Regions from separate parts of the Homo sapiens genome. Here region 1 is linked to region 2. Evidence: read pairs that join two places in POLR2A ChIA-PET (ENCODE). Cell type or tissue: HepG2. All regions are shown on one strand. Links, peaks and the distances in the headings refer to the core of each region. The heading gives the core; the rest is flanking DNA.

Evidence for each region. ChIA-PET counts read pairs that join two places held together with the same protein. Peaks named below come from ENCODE experiments on the same cell type or tissue, not always from the same donor. Only the 100,000 strongest peaks of a DNase experiment are listed, where the experiment ranks them.
Region 1: POLR2A ChIA-PET joins it to region 2 with 5 read pairs; 2 of 35 experiments call an interaction of 5 or more read pairs at or near these places.

The regions. Positions count from the first base shown.
Region 1 is chr3:184,284,852-184,290,225 of GRCh38, reverse strand. It overlaps EEF1AKMT4-ECE2 (EEF1AKMT4-ECE2 readthrough), which reads right to left. Exons shown (of 19, transcript NM_014693.4): 9 at 5,121-5,263; 10 at 4,634-4,748; 11 at 2,279-2,389; 12 at 691-789; 13 at 508-585. ECE2 (endothelin converting enzyme 2) reads right to left here. Exons shown (of 19, transcript NM_001100121.2): 9 at 5,121-5,263; 10 at 4,634-4,748; 11 at 2,279-2,389; 12 at 691-789; 13 at 508-585. Among named protein-coding and RNA genes, the nearest start is that of ECE2, 12 kb to the right of the region's middle. In HepG2, for the core only: CTCF peaks have their summits at 433 (motif pointing left) and 672 (motif pointing right); no DNase peak of the experiment used is centred there; H3K27me3 peaks cover 2,372 bases.
Region 2 is chr3:183,985,897-183,991,270 of GRCh38, reverse strand. It overlaps ABCC5 (ATP binding cassette subfamily C member 5), which reads left to right. Exons shown (of 30, transcript NM_005688.4): 3 at 1,888-2,045; 4 at 2,544-2,699; 5 at 3,354-3,501. Among named protein-coding and RNA genes, the nearest start is that of ABCC5-AS1, 18 kb to the left of the region's middle. RefSeq lists an enhancer at 698-1,198. In HepG2, for the core only: no CTCF peak of the experiment used is centred there; a DNase peak (open chromatin) is centred at 2,840.

The DNA.
Region 1 (5,374 bases), core at 233-5,232, 300 kb before region 2:
GCAAGAGAATCCATTGGAGAAGATAATAGCGCCAGTTTGGCTACTCATTAGTATCTCTCCAAACCTCAGTTTCCTCAACTGTAAAATATCTAGTAAACCATAATTGGCAATATTTAAAGGCCATTTATGTTATGGGTGCTGTTTTTTTACATACTGTATTCATTTATCTCACAACAACCCTATGAGGAAGGCACTAGTAGGACCCCCATTTTACAGAAAATGAAACCAAGGCCTAGAGAGATTTTGTTAAGGTTACAAAGTTAGAGGTAGAAACAGAATTTGATTAGGCTTGACTCCAAATCTTGGCTCGTTAGCACTATATTTCACTGCTGTTTGGCCTGCAGCCTGTCACAGAGCCAACATTTTAACAATGCTGGTTACCTCCATCTGCCTCTAAAAGAAACCGACAAGCACCTCTTTCCCAGTGCTTGAGCCCCAATTTCTAAGCCCAGGGAACAGTGCCCTCTACAGGGCTGAAGTTCAGTACTGATGAGCGTAGGTACTCACCCCGTCATAAACATCATCCAGCTCTTTGGGCTCCAGGATAAAGTCTGGGAAACCAATCATATCATAGATGGCATCTGCCTGAAGAGACCAGGTTAAGGGTTTGTTTCCTTCCCCAGGTTCCTAGCAAAACTGTATCCTTGAACCCCACCTCAAGATGGCGCCCCAACCCTAGCCACCGCTCACTTTCTCCTTGGCTGCCTGGCGGGTCTTCTCATCCATCCAAACCAGCTGTCCCAGGGCCTCCTCAAATGCGGTCCGGATTTCGCTGATCATCCCCTCTGCCTGGGAGGGAGGAGGTAAAGTCAGCCTTCCCCTGCACTGAATGCATCCCTGCCCCACCCATCCACCCTTGGTGCCCCATCCCTGTCCACCCAGGGGAAATGGGAACGTCTAGACTAAAGAAATACGGCTGAGCACCTGGAGACGATGAGAAGGAAACACCATTTGTAAAGGTACTGGGATTGTGGCTGGCTTTTTTCTTAATTAAGTACACATTTTAATTGACAATAAGTTCATCAAATTATATTATAATTTAATATAGTGCAATGATTTTTTTTTTTTTTTGAGACAGAGTCTGGCTGTGTTACCTAGGATGGAGTGCAGTGGCGCAATCTCGGCTCACTGCAACCTCCGCCTCCCGAGTTCAAGCGATTCTCCTGCCTCAGCCTCCCAAGTAGCTAGGATTACAGGCTCCCGCCATCATGCCCGGGTAATTTTTGTATTTTTAGTAGAGCTGGGGTTTCACCATCTTGGCCAGGTTGGTCTTGAACTCCTGACCACGTGATCCACCCGCCTCAGCCTCCCAAAGTGCTGGGATTACAAGCGTGAACCACCACGCCCAGCCTAGTGCAATGATTTTTATCTGATTATGAAAAGAGGACATTCACAGAAAATTTGGAAAATTGAGAATTGAAGAACAGACCAGTTATAAAGCACTCATTCATAGATAAGTTCTTTTAACATTTTGATTACCCACTTCTAGAGTTTTTCCCTCCCCTGATATGCATATAAAATATGGAATTATGTTGTATAGGGTATATATTTTTTGTAACCTACTTTTTTTGCTGAAAGATATATCAGCCATTTAAGGATCCTCACAACCCATCCTAACCACAATTTATTTTTCCTTTACCCTATAGTTGGACATTTAACCTGTTCTCATTTTCTGCTATTATAAACAACATTGCCATAAAAACCATAAACATCCTTACAGGTAATACTTTAAGCACATCCATTATCATATCCTAATAAATAAATATTTCTTCTAGTTATATAGTTAAACATAAACACATAGACAACTTTAAAGGACTCTTATAATCCCACTGCCCAAAGCAGCACTACTTCATTTGTTCATCAATTTACATCCAGTTGTTTTTCTTTTCTTTTCTTTTTTTTTTTTTTTTTTTTTTGAGACAGAGTTTTGCTCTGTCGCCCAGGCTGGAGTGCACTGGCGCGATCTCGGCTCACTGCAACCTCCGCCTCCTGGGTTCAAGTGATTCTCCTGCCTCAGCCTCCCAAGTAGCTGGGATTACAGACACCCGCCACCACGCCCGGCTAATTTTTTGTATTTTTAGTAGAGACCAGGTTTCACCATGTTGGCCAGGCTGGTCTCGAACTCCTGACCCCATGATTCACCCGCCTTGGCCTCCCAAAGTGCTGGGATTACCGGCGTGAGCCACCGCGCCTGGCTCCCGTTGTTTTTCTATATGTCTGCACATACATGAACAGTCAATTTTGAGGGCATAGTGTTGAAAGAATCTTGTAGACTCACAATTTCTTTGCTTTGCCGGTCAAACGTGGCCTTCACGAAGAGGGACCCCAAAGCAAAGCCAAGGGCGTCATCCGTGTTGGAGATGCAGGTCTGCCACCTCGGCACACAGGACTGTTAAAGGACAAAGAGCCAGGACCCTAGAGATGGCTGTGTCCTCCAGTCAGAGGGCCTTTCTCTGTCACTGGGGCTAGCAGCCCTTCTCAGCTCTGGACAAGAGTCCTGGGTTTGCTCAGTGCCACATCTGTCTTTTTTTGAGACAGGGTCTTGCTCTGTCACCCAGGCTGGAGTATAGTGGTGCAATCACTGCTCACTGCAACCTCTGTCCCCTGGGCTCAAGCGATCCTCCCACCTCAGCCTCTCGAATAGCTGGGACCCCAGGCACATGCCACCACACCCAGCTATTTTCTTTTGTAATTTTAGTACAGAAGGGGTCTCACCATGTTTCCCAGGCTGGTCTTGAACTCCTGAGCTCAAGTGATCTGCCCGCTTTGGCCTCCCAAAGTGCTGGGATTAAAGGCATGAGCCACCGTGCCCGGCCCACAACTAATTTTATATCCAGTCAGTCCCCCATGCAAGAAACCTGGGAGTCACTCAGCTTCCTCCATCTCCCTAACCCCCCACATTCAGTCTATCAGCAGTTTCTACTACTTTGACTTCTTTTTTTTTTTTTTTGAGATGGAGTCTCACTCTGTCACCCAGACTGGAGTGCAGTGGTGCGATCTCAGCTCACTGCAAGCTCCACCTCCCGGGTTCACGCCATTCTCCTGCCTCAGCCTCCCGAGTAGCTGAGACTAAAGGCGCCCGCCACCACGCCCGGCTAAATTTTTTGTCTTTTCAGTAGAGACGGGGTTTCACCGTGTTAGCCAGGATGGTCTTGAACTCCTTACTTCAAGTGATCCGCCCACCTTGACCTCCCAAAGTGCTGGGATTACAGGCATGAGCTACGGCGCCCTGCCTGCTTTGATTTCTTAATCATCTTTCCCATCCACTCAAGTGGACGGGGAAAATGATTACCACTTCCCTGACCTATAACACTATCATCTTGAACTCCTGAGCTCAAGCACTCCACCCACCTCAGCCTCCCAAAATGCTGATTACAGGCACGAGCCACCACACTCAGTCTGCAATTGCCTTTTTTTTTTTTTTTTTTTAAACAGAGTTTTGCTCTTGTAGCCCAGGCTGGAGTGCAATGACGCAGTCTCAGGTCACTGCAACCTCCAGGTTTAAGTGATTCTCCTGCTTCAGCCTCCCGAGTAGCTGGGATTACAGTTGCTTGCCACCACGCCCAGCTAATTTTTTGTATTTTTAGTAGAGATGGGGTTTTACCGTGTTGGCAAGGCTGGTCTTGAACTCCTGACCTCAGGTGATCCACCTGCCTTGGCTTCCCAAAATGCTGGGATTACAGGCATGAGCCACCAAGCCTGGCCTGCAATTGCCTCTTAACTGGACACCCTGACTCCATTCTCATCCCCGCTTCCCTGCTGCTCCCCTCCATCTTCCATTTAGCCACCAGAAATATCATTTCATACATAACCCAACTGTGTTTCTCCTCTCCATGCTACTCCCATGGAGCCCCATCTGTGAAAGAATCAAGGCCGGACTTCCCAATACAATATTCAGATCCCTTCCCAAGTGCCCCATGCCCACCTTACCAAACCCCGTCTCTCAGTTGCCCTCTTCTCAAGCTCATGCCAGAACGTGTGTAAAGCCACCATGCTCCTTTTGGCCTCTAGGAATTTGCACATGCCGTTCCTTGTCCCTGGAATGCCCTTCTCCCCGGCTTTCTTGGTGAACTTTTCCATCACATGGCACCTCTCAGAGAAGGCTTCTCTGATGCCCTTCCCCACCATCCCCCCAGGTGAAATGTGCTGTCCCACCTCTGTCCTATAGCAGAAAAGTCTTTCACTCAGTGTGAGCAGTTATCACCACAAAATATAATGTATTTGTTTACATGTCCACTCCCCCCACTTAATGGGGCATCTTGAAACTAAATACTCACTTATTTATTATATCCTCTCCATCCTCCTCATCAAAGCCGAGTGCCTATACATACCATGTACTGTGCAGGTGCTTCACTTACATTAACTCAGCTAATACTCTTCCTGACAACCCTCCAAGTTATTCCTGCTTTACAGAGCAGGAAATGGAGAGTCAGAGAGGCTAGGTGATCTGCCCAAGGTCCTACAGGCTAGAAAATGAATGAGTTGGGATTGAAACGCAAGTCGGCTTGCTTCCAAATTCTGCGCTCCATACTATGCACCTGTGCACCATGAGGCACATGGTGCCTGTCACACTGAAGGTATGCAGCATCGGTTAGACTGGATCAGAACGTGGAGGCAAAATCAGAAAGCCCACCTTCTTAGTGCCATAGAGGGTCTCCAGCAGCTTCTCTTGTGCAGACTCAAAGCGTCGGTCCAGGCTTGAGGTTGTCTTTTGCACCAGGTTCCAGATCAGGTAATTGTTCAGGATGCTGACAACCAGACCAGAAAATAAGAAAAGGGCAGGTGGGATGCCCTTCACACCCCTCAAACCAGCCCCCAGGAACATGCAAGTTGCAGGAGTCCCGAGAGGCATATGTGGAAGCTGTCCCGGGGTTCCTCTTTGGTCCCGGGGCCACACACCTGCCTGTAGAGGTCAGGTTGGAGAGCAGTGGGGGGACAGAGATCACAGGGAGCACCCTGCAACCCTAGCGCAGAGGAAAAGCCCATAGACATTCTGATTCAATGTTTGGAAGGCCCATAGCATTACCAAATGTTGTTCTGTGTGGCTGGGCCTGTCCATTATGCCCAGCCTTGCTGGAGACCTCCACAGAACCCACCCTCACCCTGGGCTACCCCCACACCTTGGTTCCGTGCGGTTGATGAGCTCTGACACCTGCTGCAAATAATCCATCCCATACACCACCACAGGCTCAGAGTCACTCAACTCCAATGGTGACAGCAAGAAAGACAGGAACTCAAGCCAGTCCATGGAGGGCGCCAGAGCCTGAAAGAAAAAAATCTCAGGCCTTGCCTGCCCGACTCGCTTCCAGCAGAACCCTCCCCCACTGTATGCTGTAGCCTGGGAGCCCTTCCCATTGCCATAGCAACAACTACT
Region 2 (5,374 bases), core at 105-5,104:
GGCTGGAGTGCAGTGGTACGATCATAGCTCATTGCAGCCTCCAACTCCTGGGCTGAAGTCATCCTCCTGCCTCCATCTCCCAAGTAGCTGGTACTGCAGGCACGCATCACCATGCCTGGCTGATTTTTTTTTTTTACTTTTTGTAGAGATGGTGTGTTGCTGTGTTGCCCAGGGTGGTCTTGAACTCCTGAGCTCAACCGATCCTTCCAAAGTGTCAGGATTACAGGCGCGAGCCACCATGCCCAGCTGAGATCTGTTTTTTACTGTTTCACAATAATTGCTGGAAATATTTGTAATAATGTGACTTTCACTGCTAAGACAGAAAAGGAAGATAAGGAAATTGAGGAAAATGAAGCTTCTGCTTCTACAACAGGAAAGCATAAACGTTTGAGTTACTTTTAGAGTAAACGGGGGATAAGTGTGTCTAGATTCTTGACCCACCCTCTTCTGCCACAGTCAGACTTAGAATGCACTTTTGCATGCACTTTTGTTAATCTAATGAACGAACATTTATACACTTTCTAGTTAGTAAATACGTGTAACTTTATATTTCAGCTCATGAGATCCTTTGCTGCGTGCTGCAGGGAAGTGTAGAGCTCTTCAGCTGTGCAGCCAGGATAAGAACTCACGTTCTGTTCTCCCTGCTGCTGCTGTGACAGGGGAGGCACGTGTACATCCAGGCTCTTTCTGTGTGGCAGGGCTGTTTAATTGGGGCTGATGGAAATTTTTGTCATAGGAAATGGGCAATCAGATTTTCAGTTAGTAGTGAAATAATTGACTCTCAATCCATATTGGGAAACAGAAGATAAAACATTTGGTAATAAAAATGTAAATTTTAGAACATAGAACACAAAGAGTGGTCCATAAGCTGGGCGCGGCAGCTCACACCTATAATCCCAACACTTTGGGAGGCTGAGGTGGGCGGATCACGAGGTCAAGAGATCAAGACCATCCTGGCCAACATGGTGAAACCCCGTGTCTACTAAAAATACAAAAATTAGCTGGGCATGGTGGTGCACGCCTGTAACCCCCCTACTCGGAGGCTGAGACATGAGAATTGCTTGAACCGGGGAGGCTGAGATTGCAGTGATCCAAGATCATGCCACTGCACTCCGGCCTGGGCAACAGAGCGAGACTCCATCTCAAAAATAAAATAAAATAAAAACAGGGCCGGGCGCGGTGGCTCATGCCTGTAATCCCAGCACTTTGGGAGGCCAAGGCAGGTGGATCATGAGGTCAGGAGTTCGAAACCAGCCTGACCAACATGGTGAAACCCCACCTCTACTAAAAATACAAAAATTAGCCAGGCATGGTGGCACATCCCTGTAATCCCAGCTACTCAGGAGGCTGAGGCAGGAGAATTGCTTGAACCCGGGAGGTGGAGGTTGCAATGAGCCGAGATTGCGCCACTGCACTCCAGCCTGGGTGACAGAGGGAGACTCTATCTCAAAAAAACCCAAAAAAACAAAGAGCGGACCCTAATGTAACCTATGGACTTCAGTTAATAATGAATCTGTATTGGCTCATCAATTGTAACAAAGGTACCACACTAATGGAAGATGTTAATAATAGGAAAAACAGATGAGGAGGACGGGAGAGGTACAGAGGTATATGGGAGCATTCTGTACTATCTGATTAGTTTTTCTGTAAAACCTAAAGATGCTAAAAAAAAAAAAAAGAAAACTGTTTAAAATTTTTAAATATCTAGCTTAATGTTCCCCAATGGGTTCAAATCATACAAAGTTAGTGTTTAACCTCCTGACCCTTGCTTGGAATTTCTCAGTTAAGATGAGTCCAGTTTGCAGTTTGAGCTGTTTCATCAGTTCCGTTTGCCTCTCGCCTGTGTATTAACTGTGCTCTTGCCTTTCTCCCTATCTGCTGGAACAGTTGGAATGCCAAGATGCCTTGGAAACAGCAGCCCGAGCCGAGGGCCTCTCTCTTGATGCCTCCATGCATTCTCAGCTCAGAATCCTGGATGAGGAGCATCCCAAGGGAAAGTACCATCATGGCTTGAGTGCTCTGAAGCCCATCCGGACTACTTCCAAGTAAGATGCCGTGCTGAGTGATGACAGTGAAGCATCAAAGGCCTTTTTTTTTTTTTTTTTTTTTTTTTGAGATGGAGTCTTGCTCTGTCGCCAGTGGCATGATCTCGGCTCACTGCAACCTCCGCCTCCTGGGTTCAAGTGATTCTCCTGCCTCTCAGCCTCCTGAGTAGCTGGGACTACAGGCGTGCACCACCACCAAGCCCAGCTAATTTTTTTGTATTTTTAGTAGAGACGGGGTTACACCATATTGGCCAGGATAGTCTCAATCTCCTGACCTCATGATCTGCCCGCCTCGGCCTCCCAAAGTGCTGGGATTACAGGTGTGAGCCACCGCGCCCGGCCCATCAAAGCCGTTTTAGAACATTCAGGCTAAGATTAGATCATCTGGGGAGACTGGTCTTTAGCTAAGAGCTGTGTTCACTAAACAGTGTCCATTAAACACGGGCTGCCCTCTCCGTGCGTGTTGATAGCTTTGTGATTTCGGTTTTCTCTCCTTAGACACCAGCACCCAGTGGACAATGCTGGGCTTTTTTCCTGTATGACTTTTTCGTGGCTTTCTTCTCTGGCCCGTGTGGCCCACAAGAAGGGGGAGCTCTCAATGGAAGACGTGTGGTCTCTGTCCAAGCACGAGTCTTCTGACGTGAACTGCAGAAGGTAGGCGCCTCTGGTCCACCCTCATCTCCCCCATGCCGGGTGGGCAGGGCCTGAGCTAGGAGTGTGAAGTCCACAGCTCTGTGTCTTTAAAGAGCCGAGCTGTCCAGTGGAGGGCGGGCGGCCTGGGGATGACTTTCTCTTTGCTCTTTTGCTTTATCTCCTATTTCACCTTTGATCCTGTTTTAACCACGGGCTTTCTCTCTCTCTCTCAGCCCCGCTTCTCTTCCTGAGTCTGCAGGGAGATTATGTTGCTGCCTTGTGACAGAATACATTTTTGTGGTAGCTGATTGTCATGATTAAAATGTAGTTTACAACTTTACATTTTACCACAGGAACCTTCAGAAAGGGTTGGGGGCCCCTGAAAAAGAAAGTTCTTATTCACAAATTGCATTCAGGGATCATTTTCCTGGGTGGAAAGAAAGGCTTTTGCTCTCATCATTTTCTGTATCCTGGGAGGCTCCTTATACAGGGTAAATGTGTAGTTCCCTAGGAAGGGTATTTTTTCCCAGAAGGTGAAGACTATGTACATAATTTTAAAGGAGAGACTTGTGTGAGTGGTGGCAAAACCTGGAGACAAAAAGTGGTGGCAGGCGGGGAGCTAGGTGTGCCTTTCCCCCGAGGAGATGTGTAACGAGGACGTGTGCCCTTGTTAAGACTAGAGAGACTGTGGCAAGAAGAGCTGAATGAAGTTGGGCCAGACGCTGCTTCCCTGCGAAGGGTTGTGTGGATCTTCTGCCGCACCAGGCTCATCCTGTCCATCGTGTGCCTGATGATCACGCAGCTGGCTGGCTTCAGTGGACCAGTAAGTTCTAACCATCCTTTCCGACAGTCTCCAGGGGCCCGGCCACGGCCAGCTCTAACACTCTTATTCTGTTGCAGAGGTTGTGCTCAGCTTTGGGCTAGGTAGCAGTCTTAGAGATGCCTTCAGGTCTGTTGAAAGGGGTCGATGGATTTTGGCAACAGCTGGAAGGATGAAAGGGCAGTGTTGCCAGAGAAGAAATGGAACTGGCTTGATTTCTGGGTGGGGGTGAAATGGAACTGACTCCAGTTCTGCACAGGACTGTGCTTCTCGGTTGTGTGTTAACATGAACTGACAGTCGGTGCAGGCAGATGTGTCTTGCAGTGCTATGAGTGGGTGAGAGCACGTTGTGTGGCCCGGGCTGGTGAGCCAGCACCGGGAACATACCAAGTGCCTGGAGGCAGTTATCACATGTTTGGCAGGTCTGTGGCAAATAAGCCCTGAGAAAACTAGAGGACTGTCGAGGATTTTAGAGTCTGACCTGGAGTCCGTTTAAGTTTGGCTTATAGTGTGACTGTGTGGCAAGTGTTGGGGTGGCAGCCGTGGTTTTCCCCAGTCTGTACTGATGCAGAGTAGACAAGAGAGCCTTTGACGTTCACTCTGTTTCCTGGGCACCTGTTTCTTACACCTGCTGTGCTGCCTTACACTTGAGACCTTGATTAAATCTATTCTCTACACATTTGCCTTGAGGCATCGGAGCAGTAGTACTGCTTGTACTGTGCGTTTTCCATATGTGGGTAAGCTGGAGGTTCATGGTTTTGGTAAGTATGTGCCTAAGATGCATGGCAATTAGGTAAAACTAATTTGCAGTTTTGTTTTTGTTTTTATTTTTTTAACGTTTGATGCCTCTTGTTAAAGTTTTGATCTCTTTTCTGAAGCAGAGAACACTACTTTTCTGGTATTGGGTTTCTATATTATTAATAATTGACCAACTAACATACTTTATATAAAAGTTTTAAGTAAGAAGGACCATGTAACTGAAATGTTGTGTTATGTAATTTACCAAAATGGCAAACATTTTCATAGAGCCAGCTTCCCCCAAGAAGAGCTTCTGTCATTGTTTCACTACAGGGCTGGTGGCTGCTCTGATCTCATAGAATTCATTCCTCTGGGTAGCACCATATGCAGGCTTTGCGAATAAAGTGATCATGGGCTTTCTTGATTCCATTTGGCCAATGCAAGAACTTCATTGGCTCCCCTCTAAAAAAAATTCCATGGATTGCTGGGATTTTTATTTTTTATTTTTTGAAAAAAATGGTACCTATCCGTATTCAGCTTGGTGGCTTCACAGTCCCTCCCCTGAACATCCGTATATTCCTTATTCTCTCATTTATGGTGCAGAACACTGGGGTACTAACCTCTAGGAAACTGTTCTAGCTGCCAGGGAAAGCTAAGAGCCCTCCTTTAACAGGAAAGCAGCAGCATGCTTTTTCTTCTCTCTGCCGTTTCAGGGAAGAGCACCTTAAGGCCAGTGTTATTTCATGGGATTCTGCCCTAGAGCTGAGAAAGTAATGGACTCATCCATAATCTCTTTTATAGATTTGAAAGTGTAAACAATACACACTTCCTTTTTTGGAACTCCAATTCTAATATGTTTCTTTTTCATTGGAAATTGAAAAACCAGGCTGGTTTTGAGATTAGTACTAGCAGTGAGTAAACCTCCTGTCTGTGGACTTAAATCCTTTTGAGGAACATTTCGTTTTAGATTTTTACAAGTTTTCTAATCTGGCACGACTTTCAAACTAGCTTAATCTGTTCTTACAGAAACCTGTGTAAGGACAGACTGCCCACATACGGGCTCCCCAAATAAAATGGCATTTTTATTTCTTGTCCCTGCTCGGGTTTCACCGAACCTTGGTAGCCATAATCAGAACAA